2 separate regions of the Mus musculus genome follow, and region 2 is linked to region 1. A link is a loop called in an ENCODE intact Hi-C map of the cell type or tissue named here. Cell type or tissue: heart. All regions are shown on one strand. Links, peaks and the distances in the headings refer to the core of each region. The heading gives the core; the rest is flanking DNA.

Evidence for each region. A loop is a pair of places that touch in the nucleus more often than their neighbours do. Peaks named below come from ENCODE experiments on the same cell type or tissue, not always from the same donor. Only the 100,000 strongest peaks of a DNase experiment are listed, where the experiment ranks them.
Region 2: a loop joins it to region 1, with 2.1 times the contacts of the local background. A loop is called at or near these places in 1 of 42 quality-filtered maps.

Annotation. Positions count from the first base shown.
Region 1 is chr5:53,468,212-53,473,541 of GRCm38, forward strand. No RefSeq gene overlaps it. Among named protein-coding and RNA genes, the nearest start is that of Gm40304, 76 kb to the right of the region's middle. In heart, for the core only: a CTCF peak has its summit at 2,677; DNase peaks (open chromatin) are centred at 1,340, 2,210, 2,740, 4,470 and 1 weaker place; H3K4me3 peaks cover 1,421 bases; H3K27ac peaks cover 1,928 bases.
Region 2 is chr5:53,379,689-53,385,018 of GRCm38, forward strand. No RefSeq gene overlaps it. Among named protein-coding and RNA genes, the nearest start is that of Gm40303, 120 kb to the left of the region's middle. In heart, for the core only: a CTCF peak has its summit at 2,333; DNase peaks (open chromatin) are centred at 2,013 and 2,393; H3K27ac peaks cover 320 bases; H3K27me3 peaks cover 228 bases.

The sequences.
Region 1 (5,330 bases), core at 732-4,731:
AAATTTATTTTGATGTTCACTTACAATGGTTTTTAAATGAAAACGCCATATACAAACCAATCGCGAAGCCTTTGAGAATTAACTGCGTAGGATAAAGAGCACTCTTTGCTCTAGACAGTGAGTATACACAGGAGGCTGTAACTAGACCGGGGTGGGATGCTTAGTAACTAAGACTGAAAGGCAGCAAGGGTCTGGAACCCAGATCTCAAGGCTCCTCCTACCCTCTGCATTCATGATCCCATGCGCAAAACTTTCAAACATGGATGGAACCAAACATCTTGCCAGGTGGCGGCTTGTGATATATACAAACAGCCCCTGCCTTACACAGGGAAATGACAGAGAACCCATACGTGCAAACAGCTGCCACCATCCGCCGACCCCCACTACCCTGCAGCTGTTGTGAGCTGTGTGGAGAGAAAAAAAAAAAAAAAAGGAAAGGAAAGAAAGGGAGGGTGGGGGGAATCTTGGACCACTTGCAGATTCATAAAGTCAAGGCAGAGAAAGAGAGGAAGCTGTGGACACGGGAATTAAAGAAGGGAACGGACTCCCGGGATCCATCTTCAGCCGCGGGTGACTGGGCAGCATCCTTACTTAGCTCTGAAAGTCGCATCCTAGGGCAGACCACTCTCCCTCTCCCATCCACACAACCAGACACTCACATCAGGTCGCATACTGGCTTCACAGCAGTTTGAGAAGAAGGAAGGAAGGAATCGATCATAATTTCAAATCTCTTGAAATGTTACTCTCCTTTATGATATTTAGAAATGTATACTTTGTGGTTTGTACTGAATTAAAAAAAAAAAAAAAGAATCCATAAAGGAAAAGTCCTTCACACTCTGACTGATACAGGGTGTATTACCAGAGTCACAAAAGTATTATACATATTTTTTCTTTATAATGATTCCTATTTTACAGATGAGGCTCAAAGAAGTCACATGACTAGACCTTGTAAATTAGAGGTAGAATCAGGACCCAAATCCAGGTCTGTCTTTAAATCTCACAGCCTTACCAACTATTCTGAAGACTCCTACCCACCTGGCATAGGTGATTGGGTGCAGCTGAAGGGATAGTTGGCAATCATTAACAAAGTAGCAAGAAGCACTCCCAACAGACCGCTTCCCTCCTAAAAGTTAGTAAACTGTGCTCAGCTGTTCTGGGGAAGCAATACTTCTGTGTAGAGAACAGGAAAAATTCCGGACTGCAGATCTATAGTAGAATTTCAGCATGAAGCATGGAGACAGCCATGTTCGCGGGTGGGAGGTGTGGGGGATGGGACACAGAGCAGGGAAATCTGGAAGGAACCAGCACTGAACTCTGTCCCAGGTAAAATTCCATCTAAATTTAACCACACTCCCTGCGTAGGGACTGGAAGAAAAATTTCTGTTGCCCCACCCACTGCTGGCAGCCCATGCCTCCAGATAGCTTATTAGCAGCCTTAGTAGGCTAGGGATGGGTTCCACGCATGTTTGTGAGTTCCAACATGTAGTCATGTGAGAAGCATAACCCTTCCCCTCCAGTCTGCAATGAATTTCATCAGAGAAATAAGCTTCAGGGACCCCACTTGCGGTCCAACACGTATATGTTCTCTGGGCTTCTTTAGGTGGGCACCGTCTTGGCGGTTGGGAATATCAAAATCAAAAAGGTGGAGACCTGCCAGGAAGAGAGGCAGCAATCAGTAGACAGCGTGGTGGGTGAGTGTGGGACACTCAGCAACGCAGCTTGGGAAGCCCTGGCGGTGGACGGGTGGGGACTGGAAAACAGCTTAGAAATGAACTCTGGGACTCCAGCGCTTGACATGTTGGGAACTGCGTTGTGGTAGAAGTCTGGGGAAAGACCAGCTTACCATTCAATACTAAATGAACTCATTTTTCAGCAGAAGATTGTTAGCTTTGTTTTCTTTCCTGGCAAGCAGACTCTCCATCTATACCTGCGGTCGCTTTTGTGTCCTCCCCACCCCCACCCCGGAAGGTTTAGTGAGAGCTGGTTGCAAGGACTCTGAATTCCTAAGGCTGGGGGGTGAGAGTCTGGTTGTCTCTATAGTCTTATCTTACAGCTCTCCTAGGAGGACAGAGAGCTCATGAGTCCAAAGTCTGTAGTCTCGCAGGACATGGGGGAACCTTTCAAATGTAGCCACTGGTATCTGCATAATAAGCCGGGAAGCTCTGGCCTCAGGGAACTCCGGGCAAAAGAGATGTGTGCTGACCTGCAGCTTCCAGGAACACACCGAGGAGTGTTTTCCACGCTTGGGTCACACAAATGCATTGTGTTGTGTCTTCATCTATACAGGGGCATCAGATGCGAGATTTTATAGCTACTGTTGTTAAAATGAGACTTTGGAAAGTAAACTCCTAAGTACACACTAGCCCACTGGGAAACCGGTGCGGGGGTGGGAGGTAGGGGCTGGGGGGGTGGGGGGGTGGGGGGGTAATGTTTTCTTAGGGCAATGAAAGTCCAAGTTTTCATCTCCAACTCAAGGTAAAGACAGCATTTCCTGAGGCCCAAAGTAAAAGCAAAAGCCATCCGACTCACAGGGAACAATGCCTTCTACAGACCCATGTTTTCTTGGCCCGGTTTTCAGTCCTGGTTGGAAAAAAAAAAAAAAAAAAAAAAAATTCCCTGAGGCCGATGACAGCTGAGCTCTCTGCCTGGAATTCACAAGTGGAGAAGGGAAAAATTACACCCTGAGGCTTGGAGGGCGCCTGCCTGGGCAGCCTTCATTCACACAAAGGCTGGATGGTGGTGGGCCTGCCACCTGTCCACCTCCAGGCTGGAATCGAGCCTAGGAACTTAAGTGAGAGAGGGGATGTGAGTTCAGGGAGACTGCAAGCCACTGAGAGGAGACACAGGAGACCAGAAAGAGGGCTCTGTGTCAGCTCGTACCCCTGCGCCTGTTCCCCTCACCCCACAGAAAGGTCTCTAGGTGACCTTTGCCCCCACCCCATTCCCCCCCCTCCTCCCCCTCCCTTCAAAAATAACCTTTAGGAAAGTCCCCATGTCTAATAAAACTGTTGACCTTTGGGTCTGGTCAAATAGTCATGCCTTGAAGGGGGTTCCCTGGGGTTAGTGTCACTATCTGAGTTCCTCTTAACCAGCCTACCTTCGCTGGCAGGTTTACATAGAGCTAGCCTAGTGTATTAGATGCACCACAGGACACCGTTTGCTAAGGTCTTCAAGGATGTCCATTAAGCAGAAGCTTAGCTGCCAATCCTCCCCTCTCACTTCCTGGGCAAGCGTTCTACCCCCAACAGAGCAACCTCAGTCCCTCCATCCTGAACAAGACTATGACTTCCTCTGGCCTGGAAGGGAAAGTGTTAGGACCACCCCCCACCCCCACCCCTGCCCAGGTGCAGAAAATATGGCAGGCATCACTGTCTCCTTCTCTTCAGCTTCAAGAACAGGTTTGTCTGATCAAATGCAGACCCCCAGTTAAACAGAATGACCCAGGGGTAACTTCCCCAATAGCCTATGTATTCTCTGGGATATACTTACATATAGTATAATCATACCTGAAGTATTACATGGGATATACTTTTAATTTCTTCAGATTTATTTATTTATTTTATGTATGTGAATATACTGTCACTGTCTTCCTACACACCAGAAGAGGGTATCGGATCCCATTACAGATGGTTGTGAGCCACCATGTGGTTGCTGGGATTTGAACTCAGGACTTCTGGAAGAGCACTCTTAACCGATGAGCCATCTCTCCAGACCTGGAATATACTTTTTAAAAATGTCATTTCTAGGGCACTACAGTGCCCCTGGGCTTGTATGTTTTATATTTTAGAAATTCAAAAACCATATTTAAGAATAATCTCACACCACTGGCATTCCGGCTTTAAAGGTGGGAAAATGGAATGTGAGGTTTTCCATGCTTCTGGAAACACTGTGATTTGGGGGGTGGGGGTGGGGTAGCAAGGAAGAACTGAGACATTTCTTGGGAAGCCTTGACTTCAAGAACAGCGCTGACTGGACAAAACTAAGGTGTCCTTCCTCTAAGACAGTGATTCTCAACTTTCCTAATGCTTCGACCTTTTAATCCAGTCCCTTATGTGATCCCCCAGCCATGAAAACGTTTTTGTTGCTACTTCATAACTGTAATTTTGCCACTGTTATGAACCATAATGTAAATATCCATGCTTTCCGACCAGTCTTAGTTGACCCCTGTGAAAGAGTCATTTGACCCCCAAAGGGGGTCACAACCCACTGGGCTGAGAACCACTGGTCTAAGGAGTCTAGGAAGTTCCTTTACACCATGCCTGTAAGTAATGCTGATAATAAATGCGTGAGTTCTCACTGCGCTTGGTTAGCTGGCAAGCTGCTCCCACAAAGACTCAAGCACCTTCCACACCACACTGTGGGACGCGGAGGGAGCACTTCACCCCTGTGGAACGGCAGAGGCAGATGAGGTCACGGCACACAGCTCCAAGAGCAGCTTCGAATCGTATTACATTCATCTAACACATGGAGGAAACCCAGAAGGACGGAAGGGGTTGGCTGGCCAGAGAAACCAGACAGGCCTCTCTTGGCTGGCTAGCCTTCCAAGCTTAGCCTGTGCAGCCCTGTCGCCTCGCTTGAACCAGGCTACCTTGCCAGGCCTTACAGATAACATGCTACATGTCCACCAGTGGTGTTTCAGGGGAGTAGGGGCCTTAGGAAGATAGGAGAGAAGGGACATCCTGTGAGAGCCTCTCAGGGGAGCATGAATGACCTGGCAGAGGCAAAGCTACTCCTTACTTTGCTTTTCTTCTCAGCCTGAGGAGAAGTCTGAGTTTGCACACAGAAGACTGGATGGAGTGTAGACAGCTTACTAACATCCAGGAACCTCTAGGCCCTGAGGAGAAAACTGCTATAGCTCTGGGCACCAGAGAAGGTCTTATTCTCCCTCCCTCCCCGCTCCTGTCCCCACCATCCGGACAAGAGAGTGCACCTTTCATGCCAGCCCCCTCCTCTCAGTCAGAGCCAGGGAAAGACAGAGAGTGGCGAGCAAGATGATTTCTAAAGAACATGTCAACTGAGAAAGTCGACCACCTTGTGATTATCTTTTCTTTTTTTAACCAAGTGATAAATGCTCTCTATAGGAAGGTTTAAGGATCCTGAAAGGTATAGCTAAAGTGGTGACAACTACCCATAATCCCACCACACAGAGATAGATACTCTCCTAAGAACATACAACGAACTTAATTATTCCCCTGCATCATGAGTGGCTTCCCAGTCTGCTTTTCTAAACCTAACATACCATGACACTTCCCTCACATCGGAAAAGGCGCGTCAAAGACTCCATCGGGGACTCCATCTATGTCCTTGACAGACCTTTTGGTACCTGTTGC
Region 2 (5,330 bases), core at 511-4,510, 89 kb before region 1:
CGCTGCACAACCTTGTCGGGAGAGAGTGTTTATGAGCCTCCCGGTTAATGATTCCCATTTATGGAACATGTGCGCGGCAGCCGAAGGAGGCTGGCTAGGACAGGACATCAGCAAGGCCTCGGCCTCACAGCCTGGCTGCACGCACAGGCTCAACAAGGCAGCTGCCGGGGCTGTTCTGTTATAAGCCGAGGGGATCCGAGGCTCCCCAGAAATCTGGCCTTTTCGGCTCCATCAACATGTTAGCGAAGAAGGTCCTGCGAGAGAGGCTGGGGCCAGACTGACTGAAGCAGGGCAGTAATAAAAACGGCTGCTGTTATGAGGGGGAAAGTTAATATTTCCAGGGTGTTCACTCCATGTGGGGCTTGTTGAAAGCTTGTGCATGTTTTCCCTTTTATTTAATCCTTACAACATGCCTGGTACAGTCCAGATAGGAATTTTGTCTGCTCAGTTAAGCTCCATGGCCCGAAAGAAGAAACACTCAGAATGACCTAGTGTCCTTTCCAGGGCCATAGACTTATACAATGGAAATATTCTCCTATATATTAATATTTATATATGTACATATGTATGCATTGTTTAAAATAAAGGTTTTCACTATGACATCTTCATGCATGCATATCATGTATTCTGCTCATATTTCCCCCCACCCCCTCACTCCCACCCCCTTATCTCCTCCTCCTGCTGCTGGCCGCCTTCCACGGAGCTGAAATTAAATCCCAGTGTAACGGTAGAGCCAGCCTGGGAGGTGTGGAAAAGTGAATTCTGGAAGTTCATTCATTCACATCCTTTTATACCACAATTGACATGACAGCTAAAAAAAAAAGATACATTTGAGGACTTAGAGCAAGCTAGATTAAGTTCCAGTTTTGCTTTCTTGGGTCTGGGAGATGGCTCAGTGGCTCAGAGTGCTTGCTGTCAAAGCTGGAAAATCTGAGTTCAAATCGCCAGCACCCACTCAAAGGCTGAGCTTGACTGTGCCTGCCTGTAACTGCAGTGGGTGGAGACAGGGGGATGCTGTGAGCTCTGCAGCCAGCCAGACACCCTGTCTCAACAAATAAGATGGAGAGCCATAGAGGGTGGTTCCTGCACTCTCTTCTGACCTCTGCGTTACACGTCTGTATGTTACACAGACACGCATACCCTCACATACGCATGCATATACACCATACCATACCACCCATGCCTCCTGTCCACCAGTTACCTTGATTTCCTTACTAAAAGTAAGGAGAGTAGCAACCTCCAAAGCCAGAATCGTGAAGCCAGAAGTGGTTCAGAGCCCAGCACAGACTAAATCCCTAGTAATTATTCCACAATTTGACCACACCCAGGTCAGGGGAAACATGGAGCTTGGTGTGGACACCCCGGCTCATGCTGGAGTTCTGTGGCCACCACCTTCTCAAACACTCATTCATCCATTGAATGGGACAAAGGGGACAATAGTGATGGCCGTATCAGGGACCACTCACAGCAGGGCGAGGAGCAAGGAAGCAATGTATGCAAAGCACATTCTGCATCGCTGAAAGAAAGACTGTGGAAAGACTCTTGGTTGTCTTTGGAAACCCCCATATGGTCCTCTCCCTTTGGAGCACAGGCTTACACACTGCACGTTGTCATTAGGCACAGAGAAAGAAACAGCAGAAACCCAACCTTCAAAGGTCTTTGGTGCTCTAGGGGGAAGATGGGACCAACACAAATAAAGCATTCATTAAAAAACAAAAATGACATGTCATATACACACATACTGTAGATAATCACTAACAGCCGCGTGGAGACATGAGCAAGGCTGTGGGACTATGCCAGAGTGCCTGGGACGACATCTGAGAAGTTTCTGGAAAGAAGGGGAATTTCGGAAGGATGGAGGTCAGTCCCTCTAGAGGGGAGCTACATTTCATTCTCTGCCAGTCTTACCTGTCCTTTTCCCTAGAACATAGTAGGTGCCTTATGTTGGCTCCCTGAATGAGAACAGGAAATGGCACGAGGGAACTCCAGGGAGGGTGTGGACAAACAGTGGGCTGGTGACTCAGAGGGGAGCTGAGCGCTCCGTGGAGTTTATTTTTCTTTCGTGTTCTCTGCCAGAGGCTGGCCCATGATAGACCCAGAGGGCCAGTTTTCCTTTGGAGAGAAGGAGTCGGGAAGGCGAATTCTATTTATGTAGTCTGGTTACATCTCACTTTTGTATATTTCTTAAGTACACAAATCCTTCCTAATACCAGGATCTCAATATGAAGGAAAAAAAATCCCCCCTCCCGCCCAGTGGACAGAGACAGTCTTGTTGTGCCTGCTTAGGGACAGTTATGTGGCATCGTGATGCATCTTCTTGGTTGAGCTGAAGGTGGCTCTGCAGAGTCTCCTTTCCTGGGTGTTCGGCCAGACAGGAGAGTAGAGCTAGGAGAGAAGTCTGCCTGAGGTTTGGAGGACAAGCCTGGCCAGCAGGCTTCCACGGCTGCTAGAGAGCAGTGGCCAGCCTTGTGCGTTCACTGTGCCTGGGTTCACTTTCACTGTCCACAAGGTCTTGCATACAGATCTCATGACAGCTTTGGAGGAGTGGAGGCACTGACTCGACTCCTGTCCATCCTCACATCCTCACAGGCTCCAAGTTCTCTTTTACATCTGCCTTTGCTTTCCAGCTTCCCAGCCCCTGACCTTCATGATGCTCTGGCAGCCCTTTAGAGGTGCTTAGCGAGTCACTGGATGCAGAGAGTCAGTTTCTATTGAAAACCACTGAATCACACTCATCTTCAGGACCCTTGGATGGTGATTATTCAGCCTCTGAAAGACTCCTGCCTGGTACCAGTGCAGTGTCTCCAGTCTGAGAATGGATCCTAGTGCTATGTGCCAAAGAGAGTGCTCCCAATCCACTCAATGGTGATTGATTTGGGGACAAGTTTGTGACCTGGAACACCAGTGGCAGCTCCAGGGAAATCTTTCTTTGATCGGACACCTGGATGCAGAGACAGGTGGCCATCAGCTGAGTGTGATGGCCCAAACCTAGAATCTTAGTCCGAATCAGAAGATGGAGCAGGAGAAGCAGGAATGTAAGTCCGTCTTGTATTACATTAGGGTATCTTTTAAAAAAGAAAAAAGAATATGAGAGGTATAAGGGGCAGGAAGGCTGTATGTTACTAAATCTGGATATTGGCATCATATCTGGACAGGTTTAAACATGCTAGGCCCAGAGAGTTGCACTATTAGGAGGTATGGCCTTGTTGGAGGAAGCATGACACCTTGGGGGTGGGCTTTGAGGCCCTCCTCCTAGCTGCCTGGAAGCCAGTCTTCTCCAGGCTGCCTTTGGATCAAGATGTAGAACTCTCAGCTTCTTCAGCACCATGTCTGCCTGTAAGCTTCCATGCTTCCCACCGTGATGATAATGGACTGAACCTCTGAACCTGTAAGGCAGCCCCAGTTAATTGTCCTTTATAGAGTTGCCTAGGTCATGGTGTCTGTTCACAGCAGCAGTAACCCTAACTAAGAGACAAGACAAGGACCAGGATAGAGGGAGGAGATGAGAAGAGCATGAGCCCCCATCATACGGTCAAACTTTCTAGAAATTGCTACCTTGTAGTTCCACTTACGGGAGAAGATATATTTTCCCACTGTTTAAGATGGCTTCTTTCTCCCCATCTTCTCATTTAAAAAGTTAACTTTTAAAGTTTGTGCACATGTGTGTATCTGTCACAACTGTGTAGGCCTTTAGAGGCCAGAGGAGAGCATTAGATTCCCTGAAGCTGGAGTTAGAGGCTATTGTGAGCTGCCCAGTGGAGGTGCTGGGGTCTGACTTGAGGCCTGTGAAGAGTGGCAAGCACTTTAACTACTGAGCCAGCTCCCTAGCCCCTTCTTCTTTTAAATCTACTTTCTCTTTCTCCCTCTCTCCCTTCCCCCCCCCCCTTCTTTCTGTATGTATGTGATATGTTGAGGGACATTCCCATGGCCACCGGAGGACAACTTTGTGGAGGTGAATCTCCTCTTCCACCTTTGCCTGGGTTGTGGGATAGAAATCAGTTTATCAGGCTTTTGCTGGACTCACCTTTATCCATAGAGCCATCTCTCCCACCCCGGCTTCCTACTTGAAGCCAGAAGCATCTCCATCAAATTTTTTTAATCCCAGCACTCAGGAGGTAGAGGCAAATAAATCTCTGTGAGTTTGAGGCTAGCCTGGTTCAGGACAGCCAGGATTACATAATGAAAGCCTGTCATACACACAACACACACACACGCACGCACACGCGCGCACACACACACACCATATACATACACATAGGCTAGAAGGGCCCCTCTCCACTGGCTTTACCTGTCTCTCGTCTCTAGCTTGGCTTCTGCTCTGTGCGGAAATATATTTAAAATATTTAAGGAAACGCTTATAATTTAGTGTGTGTGTGTGTGTTTGTGCATGCACATACGTGCTACAGTGTGTATGTGGCAGTCAGAGGACAACTTGCAGGCATCGAGTCTCTCCTTCTACTGTGTGGGTCCTGAGGGTTAAACTCAAGTCATCAGACTTGGCAGCAAGCCTCTTTGCCTGCTGAGCCTTCTCACTGGCCCTTCTTTTTCTGTCTCATGCCAGCGGGCTCCTGTTTGGTTTTGCCAAGAAGAAACACCGATAAAAACTGGGAAGACCTCCTTTTGTCTTCCAGTGTGTAGCAGATCGTCTCCACCAGGAGCCCACAGCCTCATAGGTATCTCTTCCCAACTCCTGTCAGTCTCCTCTAGTCTCTTTACCGAGTCACAGGAGAACACCAGCCACGCACCCTCAGGAACAGTGGGCTAGCTGCTCGGGTTCCTTCATCTACTGAGCTCTTGGTGACATCAGAACAACCCCTAGACCACCATCTTGGGAATATGGATACTAGATTCTTGCCACCTGCTTGCAGGACCCTCCGAATGCAAGCTCTGTGGTTTCTTTCAGACCAGCACTAGCAATCCATGAGACCCTCGTCCAAGGTTCCAAGTTCTGATAATCAGCCGCTCCACAGTTAACTCCGTTACCTGTGAATTACCTGTCTCAGGGGTGCCCCAGCTCCCTTATTTTGATGGCTCCATGTAGGCTATGGGCTGAATACTGTAGATGTGTGTCCTCTAAAAGTTCTGATGTTGGAAGCTTGGTCACCACTGTGTGAAGTTAAAATGGAACCTTTCAGGTGGTGAGGATAATTGGAAGTCATTAAGTCAAGGGGCTGGAGGCAGCCTTCTTAAATGAATTAAGGCAGTTTCAGCTGGACACTGTGTTCATTATATGAGAGAGCTGTTGTCCTAGTAGCCTAGAGTCATATGAGAAGAAAGCCTCAGCTGAGAAATTACCCACATCAGGTTGACCTGTAGTGTGTGTGTGTGTG